Regions from separate parts of the Homo sapiens genome. Here region 2 is linked to region 1. A link is a loop called in an ENCODE intact Hi-C map of the cell type or tissue named here. Cell type or tissue: PC-9. All regions are shown on one strand.

Region 1 (5,000 bases):
AATGTGGCTAGAGCTGGGGAAGCGGGGGCACCAGACGAGTCTCAGAGAAAGGCTGGGCAAGAGCTTGGACTTTCCCCAGCAGACAGGAGACTGAAGAAGGGTTATAACCTCAATGATGATCTAATCAGTTTTGCATTTTAATAAGACAAGACAGTGGTGGTGATCAAGAAGGGTGGAGGCAGAGCTGGAGGAGAAAAGAATGTCCAGATGGATAGAATCTTTTATGAACATCTTTTCCTCCCCTAGCTTCCCCTCTCCCTATCTTGAGGATCAGAGACCACCCCCCCAACTTCTACCTCCTCCCCTAGGCAGCTGATGACTTACTGTCTGTCCCTCCCTCCCACTGAGCTTTATGAGGGAGCCCCGTTGTGCTAGTTTGGGTCCTCCAGGAATCAGATATCAAGACAGAATTAGATGCGCAAGAGATATATTGAGGGGAGCCTTTGAAGGATAAAAGAGAAGGAGCAGGAATTAATGTCAAAAGCCTCAGACTGCAAGCAGGCCTGATACCTATGAAAGGAGAGAGGGAAGGAAGGAGACTGGTGTGGGAAGAGCTGCTCTCTGCATTGCAGCTGTCAGAAAGTCTGGGCCAGGCCATGGGGATCCCAGAGCAAAGGTTGAAAGAGGAGTGCCACACTGGGCAGGGATGGCCAGCTTCAGTGCCCCACTGTGCCCAAGCATGGCTGGGAGCAGTGTGGAGACAGCATGGCCTCAGCCTGAATGGTGCAGTAGATCCTAAGAGTGCAACAGCTGGAGGCTCTGCCCCCTCCAGCATCCATCTGCCCATCCAGAGAGGGAGGACATGAAGAGAGGAAGAGGAGACTCACATTTGGTGGGTTTGAGCTCATGCATGCAGCTTAGCCTCCTAGAGCTTCTCCAGCCTGTAAAATATGGCACATAATTCTGATTTGGAAGGGTGGTTTCGAGGGTGAACTGAGGGAATGAATGTACAGGGTGCCCTGCACAGTGCCCAGCACAGAAAAGGAGGGCCTTGGTAAGTATCAGCTGCCCACATCTACAGTGGGTTAGAATGAGGGCCCTGGGGGTTGGGCCCAGGAGTGGGGCTGTGGTGGTGAGTGGACAGGGCTGGGCTGGAAATGTCCCCTGAGTGCCCCCTCTCACCTCAGGCTATGGCAACCTGAGCCCCAACACGATGGCTGCCCGCCTCTTCTGCATCTTCTTTGCCCTTGTGGGGATCCCACTCAACCTCGTGGTGCTCAACCGACTGGGGCATCTCATGCAGCAGGGAGTAAACCACTGGGCCAGCAGGCTGGGGGGCACCTGGCAGGTGAGGGGGCTGCTGGACGGGGTGGGGATGGGTCACTTCTAGAATGAGGGGCTGTGGTGGGAATTGGGGTTACTAATGACAAGAGGTGGGAGCAAGTGTTACTGGTGAGGTTGTGTTGGGATTGGGGGTCACTGCTCAGAATAGGGTCCTTAGTGAAAAAGGGCATTAATGGTGGAGATGGGGTGGGACTGGGCAGACAGGAAGGACATGAGGCACAGGCTCCAGGCAGGGAACCTGGAGAACACAGACCAGGTGAAGAGCCCCCTTCTTACTGGGGACAGCTCTGGCCTGCCTCCAGCTCCCTCGGCTCCCACGCATGGGGTGAAGGCCTCAGGAGGCCTGGGGACAATGTTGCACCCACAGGATCCTGACAAGGCGCGGTGGCTGGCGGGCTCTGGCGCCCTCCTCTCGGGCCTCCTGCTCTTCCTGCTGCTGCCACCGCTGCTCTTCTCCCACATGGAGGGCTGGAGCTACACAGAGGGCTTCTACTTCGCCTTCATCACCCTCAGCACCGTGGGCTTCGGCGACTACGTGATTGGTGAGAGTTCCTGGCGGTTGGGCTGGCGGGGACATTCGGCTGCCTATACCTCTCACTCATCTGCTCCCGCAGCTGGCGCACCTGCTGTGTGCACGCCATGTGGGGGCTTTTGGGCCCAAAATCCGGAGACACTGTCCTACCCGCTTTTGTTGTGTGACGGGTCTGAGGTCACTCTGGCCCTTCTTGACCAACGCGGAGAGGTCCAACACGTCCGCGGGCCCACCTATTGTGCTTAGAGCTCTCCACATGACGGGAGTCCCCGCCTCCCTCCGGGGTCCATGCTTGCCCCAGGGTCTCCCTTCCCCACTTCACTCTCTCCCTATGGAAGGCCAATCTGTCCCACTTCTCTGGGGCTGGAGATCACAGTACCCGGGGATCAGACAGTAGGGTCCGGGAGACTCCTGGAACCCCAGCCTCCCCAGAGCCCTGTGGGAAAACAGTTGGCAGGCAGATTCTGAGTGCCAGCAAGAAAGGGCCTCATGGTCAGTGGACCCAGGGTGGGTTTAATCAGTGGCACAACCCAACCTAGGCAAGACAAGGGCCCTAGAAGCCACCAGCCTTGCATAATCAGGCTGAGTCCGATGCCCAGCAGGTGGCAGTGGAGGGACATTCTGTGCCGTGGCGGAGTGGCTGCGCCCCAGCTCAGCCTCATCACCGCCCCTTCCTGTCCCTGAAGGTGCCGCTGGCACCACTACCGCGCCAGCCTCAAGCGGCTTCATGCACTCCCTCTGATCCCAGACCCTAATGTGGGGAGGAGGCCTTGCCCTTCTTCACTTCTTCAGCGACAGAACCCAGCCTGGAAGAATGAAGTTAGTTTCAGCTAACTCCTCAGGCAACCTACAGCAACAATTGTCACCCCCATTTTACTGAGGAGGAAGCTGAAGCTCAGAGAGGCTGAGCCATCTGCCTGAGACTGCACAGCTAGTAAGATGTGAATCCTGATCTATTTGACTCCAAAATTCATACTGTTTCCAGGCCACCTAAAATGTCTCCTCTCTGGGCCTCAGTGTTCCTGCCTATAAAATGAGGCAATCCCTAGAGCCCCTCAGTGCCTTCTAGCCTCTGTTTGCAAGGTCCCCAGGAAGAGGGGTCAGGTGTTGGGGCCTCACACTGCCCCCTTCTGGATCTCCCTCATCCTGGGAGGTCTGTTGCTCTGGAAGGAAATTCTTGGGAAGATTTCTTCCAACTGGGTCATGTTCCCACCTTTACCCTCAGAGTAGAGAGATATGTCCCAGGACAGCTGAGCCCAGTAGCTCCAAGGGCCATACCTGCACCCTCGCAGCTCAGAGTATGATTCTTAGATCTGTCATTTCTTCTCTATTTCCACTGCCATTTCCCTAGTTCAGGCAGGGTTGTTGCATATAGCTGCACAGGTTGGGCACTGCACAATCCTATAGTTTTGCTACTTACACAGAGCATAATAAGGATGGCACCCAGGGACTTGTGCAGCTTCTCTCCTTGTCCCCTGTTGGCTCTTATGACCTTTAAAAATTACAAAGGCTATGATGTCACCTGCCCAGCTCCTCTGAAGAACTTCATTGTTTTCCCATAGTTTTAGGATAAAGTCCAAAATCTGTAACCCCCCTCCTACCAATACAATCTGACTGAGGAGATCTAGTCCAAATTCTGTAACCCCCCTCCTACCAATACAATCTGACTGAGGAGATCTAGTCCAAACTTTAAGCCCAGAGGGACTGCCCAGGCCTGGGGCAAGGATGGGCAAGAACACTCCTGCCCAGCGGCCACTGCAGTTGGCAGAGCTTCTCCCTTCACCACATCTATGGAGACTTGCTACCTCCTGGGCCCCTCTGCAGTCATGGCAGTGCCTCGTAGCAGGTCACCACAATAAGAGCCCCAACTGCTTCACCTGCAGGGGATCTTCCTTATACAGATGGAGACACTGAGGCCTGGAGGAGGGAAGGGAGTTGCATAAGGTCATAGAGCAAGTAAGTCAGGGCAAATCTAGGATAAACTCCCAAGCCTGGGCCCTTCACACCACCCATGTTTCAGAGTCTTCCATGCCTATTCCTCAAACCTCTCAGGTCTCCTTGTCCTCCAGTAACAGGGACAACCCCTTTCTTGGATGGGGATACTGAGGTCCACCAGTTGGCTACTGGGTGTTCACATCCCTGCATCAGCAGCCACAAGAGGCGCTGTCTTCACAGCCACTCCTCTGCCTGAAGGCTGTGGCCAGAGCCGCCCCCAGGTCCCATCCGGCTACTCCTCCCCAGCCCCATAGCCTGGCGCCTCCCAATTGCATTTGCAGCTCAGTTGAGCGCCTTGCCAGCTGCCAGGTCTCCTGCCACTTATGATTTCAGCTTAAAAAAATGAAATAAAAACGGAGAAGAGCGCCTCCTCCCCTCTGTCACCAGGAGCAAGCCAAGCTGGCGGGTGGCAGGGCCAGAGAGCCGGCTCAGTGCCTGATCTCATTTAGGACCATCAGCGGAATCATAGCCCCATAACCCAATCAGCCTAATCCAATCCCAGCTCCTGCCAGGCAGCACAGGTCAGCTCCCAGGTGGCAGCCTCATCCCCATGTGGGGGTCCTAGAGAGGGGCCCAGCCTTGGGGGACCTGGAGAGAGAGGCTGTCTTGGGGCCAGCAGGACAGGATGAGGAGTAGACAGAGGCATGGTACAGGGAGCAAAGACAGAAAAGGATGACGAAGGAATAGGAGGGGAGAGCTCTACCCTTTGAATGATTCCAATCTGATGAGGGAGGCAGCACAGACCTCCAGGGAGGGTACTAAATGATAGGGCAAATCCTTGGCAAGATTTATCTAAGACTCACAGCAGCTCCCATCAGTCCCCTCCCTCAGCTATACTTACCCAGCACCAACTTCGTTGGGGGTGTCCGATGGTGAGTGAAACAAGCAACCACCTATAGATCTTGGGCACCTGTTATGTACCAGGCACCATTCTGAGCACTTGAGCTGCATCAGCCCATGTGATCCTCCCAACAGTCATAGGAGGAGGACTCTTACTGTCTCCATTTTACAGATGAGGAAGTAACTTTCCCAGCAGACACACATAGGCCATGAAAGCAGCACGTGTAACAGAGGAACCCAACGTGGTCTGTAGGGAGTGATGTCTGAACTGAGGTCTGCAGGATGAGGGAAGGTAACCAGGCCAAGAAAAATGGAAAATGAAGAGCATTTGGAGCCGAGAGGCCATAAG
Region 2 (5,000 bases), 120 kb after region 1:
TGGACCAGAGAACTTGAGCGAAGCTCAAGCCTTCTCAACTCAAGGGGTGGGCAGGAAATGTAGAGCCTGAGCGTGGGCACTGTGGACTGGAAAGAATGTGAAGGAAGAATGGAGCCAGGCTCAGCCGGGCATCTGTCTCCATCTGTCTAAAGGGAGGCTTTGTCAGGCTTCAGCTGTTTGGGGACTGGCCCCTTCTATGACCATTTCAGGGCTCAGCACCAGAAAGGATGATTTCTGAGTTCATTGGAAAAAAAAAAAAAAGTATGATTTCCGGAGTGAACCACATTTTTCATGAGGGCATGGATGTGTTTACAAAGGATTATATGTATTTACCAGCCAATTCTGCAACGACACCATCCCTCCCTCTGCCAACATCACTCCCTCTTGCCCTCTTTCTGCTCCCCCCGACCCCTCTCCTGCCATCACACACAGGTCCAAGGTTCTCCGGTTTTGCTTTAATCACATTCAGCCTCAAGGCAATAACAGTTCCATAACACTGTAAGCCCCACCTTTATTCAGCACTTGGCCTGTTCACAAACCCCATTGACAAACATAGCCCAGGTTATTTGGCCCATCTACAGTTGAGACGAGAGCTTGGGGAGCATGACTTCCTAAGGGCACCCAGCTGGACTGAGGCACAGTTTTGCAGAACTGTGTTCACAGATGATAAAGCACAGACCCAAGATTGGGTGGAGGTGTGGCCTTGGGTCACTGTGGCCAGGGTTAGTCTGGAGCTTTCTGAGTAAGAGATGGGAGGTAGGGCAGCAGCTAGAGCAAAGGGTGGGGCCCAGGAGGCCTCAAGTTCCCCAGGGGTCATGAGCAGGGGAGGGGTACCATGTGGAGGCATGGGGAACATTCCATCACAGTCCGGGGAGCTATAGGGTGGATGGGAGTGGGGCCGGTGGAGGAGGCTGGCGAGTGGCGGAGGAGTGGCAGATGGGTGGGAAGTCACTGGAGATAACACTAGCAGGGAAATCCTTCTGTTGAAGTCATTGATGTTTTGTTGTTGTTTTTTGAGACCGAGTTTCACTCTTCCCCAGGCTGGAGTGCAGTGGCATGATCTCAGCTCACTGCAACCTCCACCTCCCGGTTCAAGTGATTCTCCTGCCTTAGCTCCCGAGTAGCTGGGACTACAAGTGTGAGCCACCACGCCCAGCTAAATTTTGTATTTTTCAATAGAGACAGGGTTTCACTATGTTAGCCAGGCTAGTCTTGAACACCTGACCTCAGGTGATCCGCCCACCTCGGCCTCCCAAAGTGCTGGGATTACAGGCGTGAGCCACCGTGCCCGGCCGTCATTGCTGTATTTCTAATGCAAGGCAGAGATAATTGGATTGGTGAGATCTGGCGACTTGCTGGGGTCCTCGTGGAGGCAGCACTCCTCCTTTCATAGGCCCCAGGGCTCCATTCCCAGCAGGCTTCTCCGCTGTCCTAGTAAACCAGCACCTGCTCTCCACCAGCACCACCTGGGCTCTCCATTATTTGTTCCACTAATGTTTACTGAGCACCTATGTATCATTATCCTCATTTTACAATGAGGAAATTGAGGCAAATATAGGATTTTTTCCAAGCTGAAACAACTATTAACTGGCAGCAAAGCAGCTTCCCTGACTTGCATTCTCATTCCTCATTCTACCCTCTAAGTTTCTGATCTGACAGGGGAGACATCTTCAGAGAACCCAGAGTCTGATGGAGGTGAGAGACAGCGTCTCCCTTCAAGGAGTCTAATCTGACAAGGAGGAGAGCACAGAAAGACCCTCAGGGTCCCAGCTGGGCTTCTTATCTCCTGCATGATCCTGGAGGAGACATTTAGCTCCCTGCCAGAGGTGATGAAGAGAAACCAGGATGTTTGGGTTTCACCTCCTGACTGGAAAGAGCCAGGCAAGGTAATCAGCAGCCACCATTGCATCTGAAGCTCTCATAAGTCTGGGGTAGAGTGGTGGGGAGGGACAGGCAAGCTGGGCTGCACAGCTCTGGGTGGGGCCTCCAGAAATGAGGCCCCTGAGGTTTGGTCTCAGCTCTGCCATTCATCTCTCCATTCTTGAAATAACAGGTTCCCGGTTTCCAAATTCATGCACAACTGGTCCAGGAACCAATGACAACTCGTGAATTGTCAGGATGTATTTCACAGTGAAAACCCCTCCCTAAGATCTCTGTCCCGTCTATCCATCATGGCCCCATCACCAGGGTCCAGGCCACCTGGCCCCTCACCTGGATCTCCCACAACAGCGTAGGGCCTGGCACCTGGTAGGGGGTCCACAGATATTTGTTGAATGAATGAATGAGCCCCATCTGCTGGTCTCCCTGCCTCTAATACTGACTCCCTTTCTACCTGGCCATTACTGTAGCCAGCAACCTAAACTCAAACCTGACCCATTTCTTTTCTGTTTTAAACTCCTCAGGGGCTCCCCATTGCTCTTCCACCCCCTCCCCCCCGCCCCACCTCTCTCTTCAGCCTCCTCTCCTTTCCCACCTCTCTGGGCTCCAGCCACTTTGCCGTTGCTGTTTCCTCTGCCCTGATGCCCTTCCTCTCTCTCTCCTGGGTAAGTCCTGAGACCTAGTGGGATTAGATATGGATATCACCTTCTCTGGGAAGACTTCCACAATTACCTGTAGCCCTCCCGGATTCTGGGCCAGGTGCTCCTCCTCTGTGTTCCAGAGCCCCTTCCTCAGTAAGCTGCCTCTCTCCCACCGAGCTGTTCTGATGTTGTTCCAGCTCCCTGCCTCCTGGTCTTATGCCTCCTCCCCTGACTGGGAGCCGCTAAAGGGCACAGGGAGTAGCTTGTCCACCTTCAGATTCCTGGGAGCCCAGTGTGGAGAGGGGCCCAGCTTTTCCATGTTTACTAAATGGAGGGTAAATGAACTAGAGGCCTGGCCCCTCCTACTGGTAATTCAGTCCCTCTCTTCCTGGGGCAGAGGCCAAATCAGGGGGCAAGGCTTGTTCCAGAAGGGCGAGTCCCCACAAGGCCAGGTGGATGATCTTGAGGGCCCTTGTGGCAGGCTGAGTTGGCCTGGTGAGTCACCTTATCTTGTGCCAAGTCACTTGAATCTGCAGGGCAGTACTGGAATAAAGCACACCTTATTTCTCCCCACCCCAGGGAGCACTGTCATTGGCACCCCCTTTTCCACTTGCCCCATCTCCCCATCTTCACCTCTTACTGTTCCCAGGTGATTCCGGGAGCTGGGCCTCCCAACCCAGCAGCTCCCCAGTCCCCACGGTTCCCTCAGGATTACCTCTGCTCCCAGCAACCCTGCACACCGGGCCCAGCCTCTCAGTTCATAAAGCCCTTTCACACCCATTCCTGGGTGGGATTACGCAACAGCAGGGAGCCAGGTGCAATATTTTACAGGCCTCAATTTAAGGGCCTTTTCCAAATGAGGTAATAAATGTTTTGGTTTGATTTTCCAGGAAAACAAGGCCTAAGGCTAGAACTGGGAGATGGTCAGAAGAAGTAGCAGAAAGGGATGTAGAGGTAAACATGGGGAAAGAGGAAAAGGTCATACATGTTCATTTTAGAGCTGTTTCAACTGTGGGCAACTGGGGCTTAATCCCACTAGACCTCCCCTGAAAAACCTGTAGAATACACCTCAGATTTGTCCATCTGAAGGACAGGGACCATTTATCCACCAATTCCACCCTTGTTGGTTAAGGATGGCCCCAGGGAAATTCATCCCCACCCTCCTTTCATACATGTGGATGCAACAGGCGGTATTATCAAAAGATGACTGCGACAATATCTCCCCACTCACATTCTCATCTGCAAAATGAACTGGCCACTCCCCAACAGGAAGCAGAGTCTATTCCCTTTGAATGTGGGCTGCCCCCAGGACTGTTTTAGTCAATGGAATATGGCAGTGATTCCTGTGATTTCTGAACCCGTGTGTGTGTGTGTGGGTGTGTGTGTGTGTTTTGTTTTTTTGTTTGTTTTTTGCCCAGGCTGGAGTGCCCAGGCTGTTGTGCAATGGCACGATCTCGGCTCACTGCAAGCTCCGCCTCCCGGGTTCACACCATTCTGCCTCAGCCTCCCGAGTAGCTGGGACTACAGGCACCCACCACCATGCCCAGCTAATTTTTGTATTTTTAGTAGAGACGGGGTTTCACCATGTTAGCCAGGATGCTCTTGATCTCCTGACCTCATGACCTCATGATCCACCCACCTTGGCCTCCCAAAGTATTGGGATTACAGGTGTGAGCCACTGCACCTGGCCGAACCCACATGTTAAGGCCTGGCAGCTTCCACTTTGGTGCTCTGGCGGAAGCCAGCTGCAATGTAAGAAATCCAAGTACCTTGAGACCCACACTGTGAAGAAGCCCAAACTCGCCCATGGAGATGGCACATGGAGAGAGAATTGGCCCCACTGAGATTCCATCTTGAACACTGCAGGCCCAGCTGATGCCATACAGAGTGGAGCCCAGCCAGCCCGCAGATTGCAGAATCATGAGCAAAATAAATGATTGTTTTCATAATCCTGAAAGCCTGGGAGTGGTTTGTTACACAGCAATAGATAATTGGAACACTGGCTGGGCTTGCCCTGAGCTATGTGACCTTTGCCGGGCTTTGGAGAAAGCTTGGAGGTAGAAAGGTAGAGAGACACCTGGGCACCCTGAGGTGGCACTACAGCAGCGGTGAAATGCCAAGTGGGCTGAGGGATTGGGCCACCTGGCACAAATAGTATCTCCTACCTGGAGGCTAAAACTCTTTGCCCTCGAACACAATAATTGGCAGAGCTGAGACCAACTGTCACTGGGTCTTCTAACTCTTCACCCGGGGCTCTTTTCCTTATGCAACATCAAAGTTCGTACCTTCCAGATATCAAAGCCCATTCTACTTTAGGGTCTCTAGTTCTCCCTGCTATGTTTAAAGAGCCTGGGTTCTGCTACTATCCAGCTGCACGACCTTAATGGCCATATCCATCATTGACAGGATGCTTATAGGCACTGCCCAGGATACTTTATGCATATGATCTCACGTAATCCCACAACAGTGTTATTACCCAGT

What was found. Peaks named below come from ENCODE experiments on the same cell type or tissue, not always from the same donor. Only the 100,000 strongest peaks of a DNase experiment are listed, where the experiment ranks them.
Region 2: a loop joins it to region 1, with 7 times the contacts of the local background. A loop is called at or near these places in 9 of 110 quality-filtered maps.

What each region holds. Positions count from the first base shown.
Region 1 is chr6:39,300,783-39,305,782 of GRCh38, reverse strand. KCNK17 (potassium two pore domain channel subfamily K member 17) reads left to right here. Exons shown (of 5, transcript NM_031460.4): 3 at 1,128-1,288; 4 at 1,652-1,826. Among named protein-coding and RNA genes, the nearest start is that of KCNK17, 11 kb to the left of the region's middle. RefSeq lists silencers at 1,746-1,905, 3,899-3,998 and an enhancer at 2,459-2,758. In PC-9, CTCF peaks have their summits at 2,207, 2,411 (motif pointing right) and 3,947; a DNase peak (open chromatin) is centred at 2,442; H3K4me3 peaks cover 268 bases.
Region 2 is chr6:39,183,389-39,188,388 of GRCh38, reverse strand. No RefSeq gene overlaps it. Among named protein-coding and RNA genes, the nearest start is that of KCNK5, 44 kb to the left of the region's middle. In PC-9, no CTCF peak of the experiment used is centred here; DNase peaks (open chromatin) are centred at 458, 2,988 and 3,318; H3K4me3 peaks cover 1,185 bases; H3K27ac peaks cover 4,761 bases.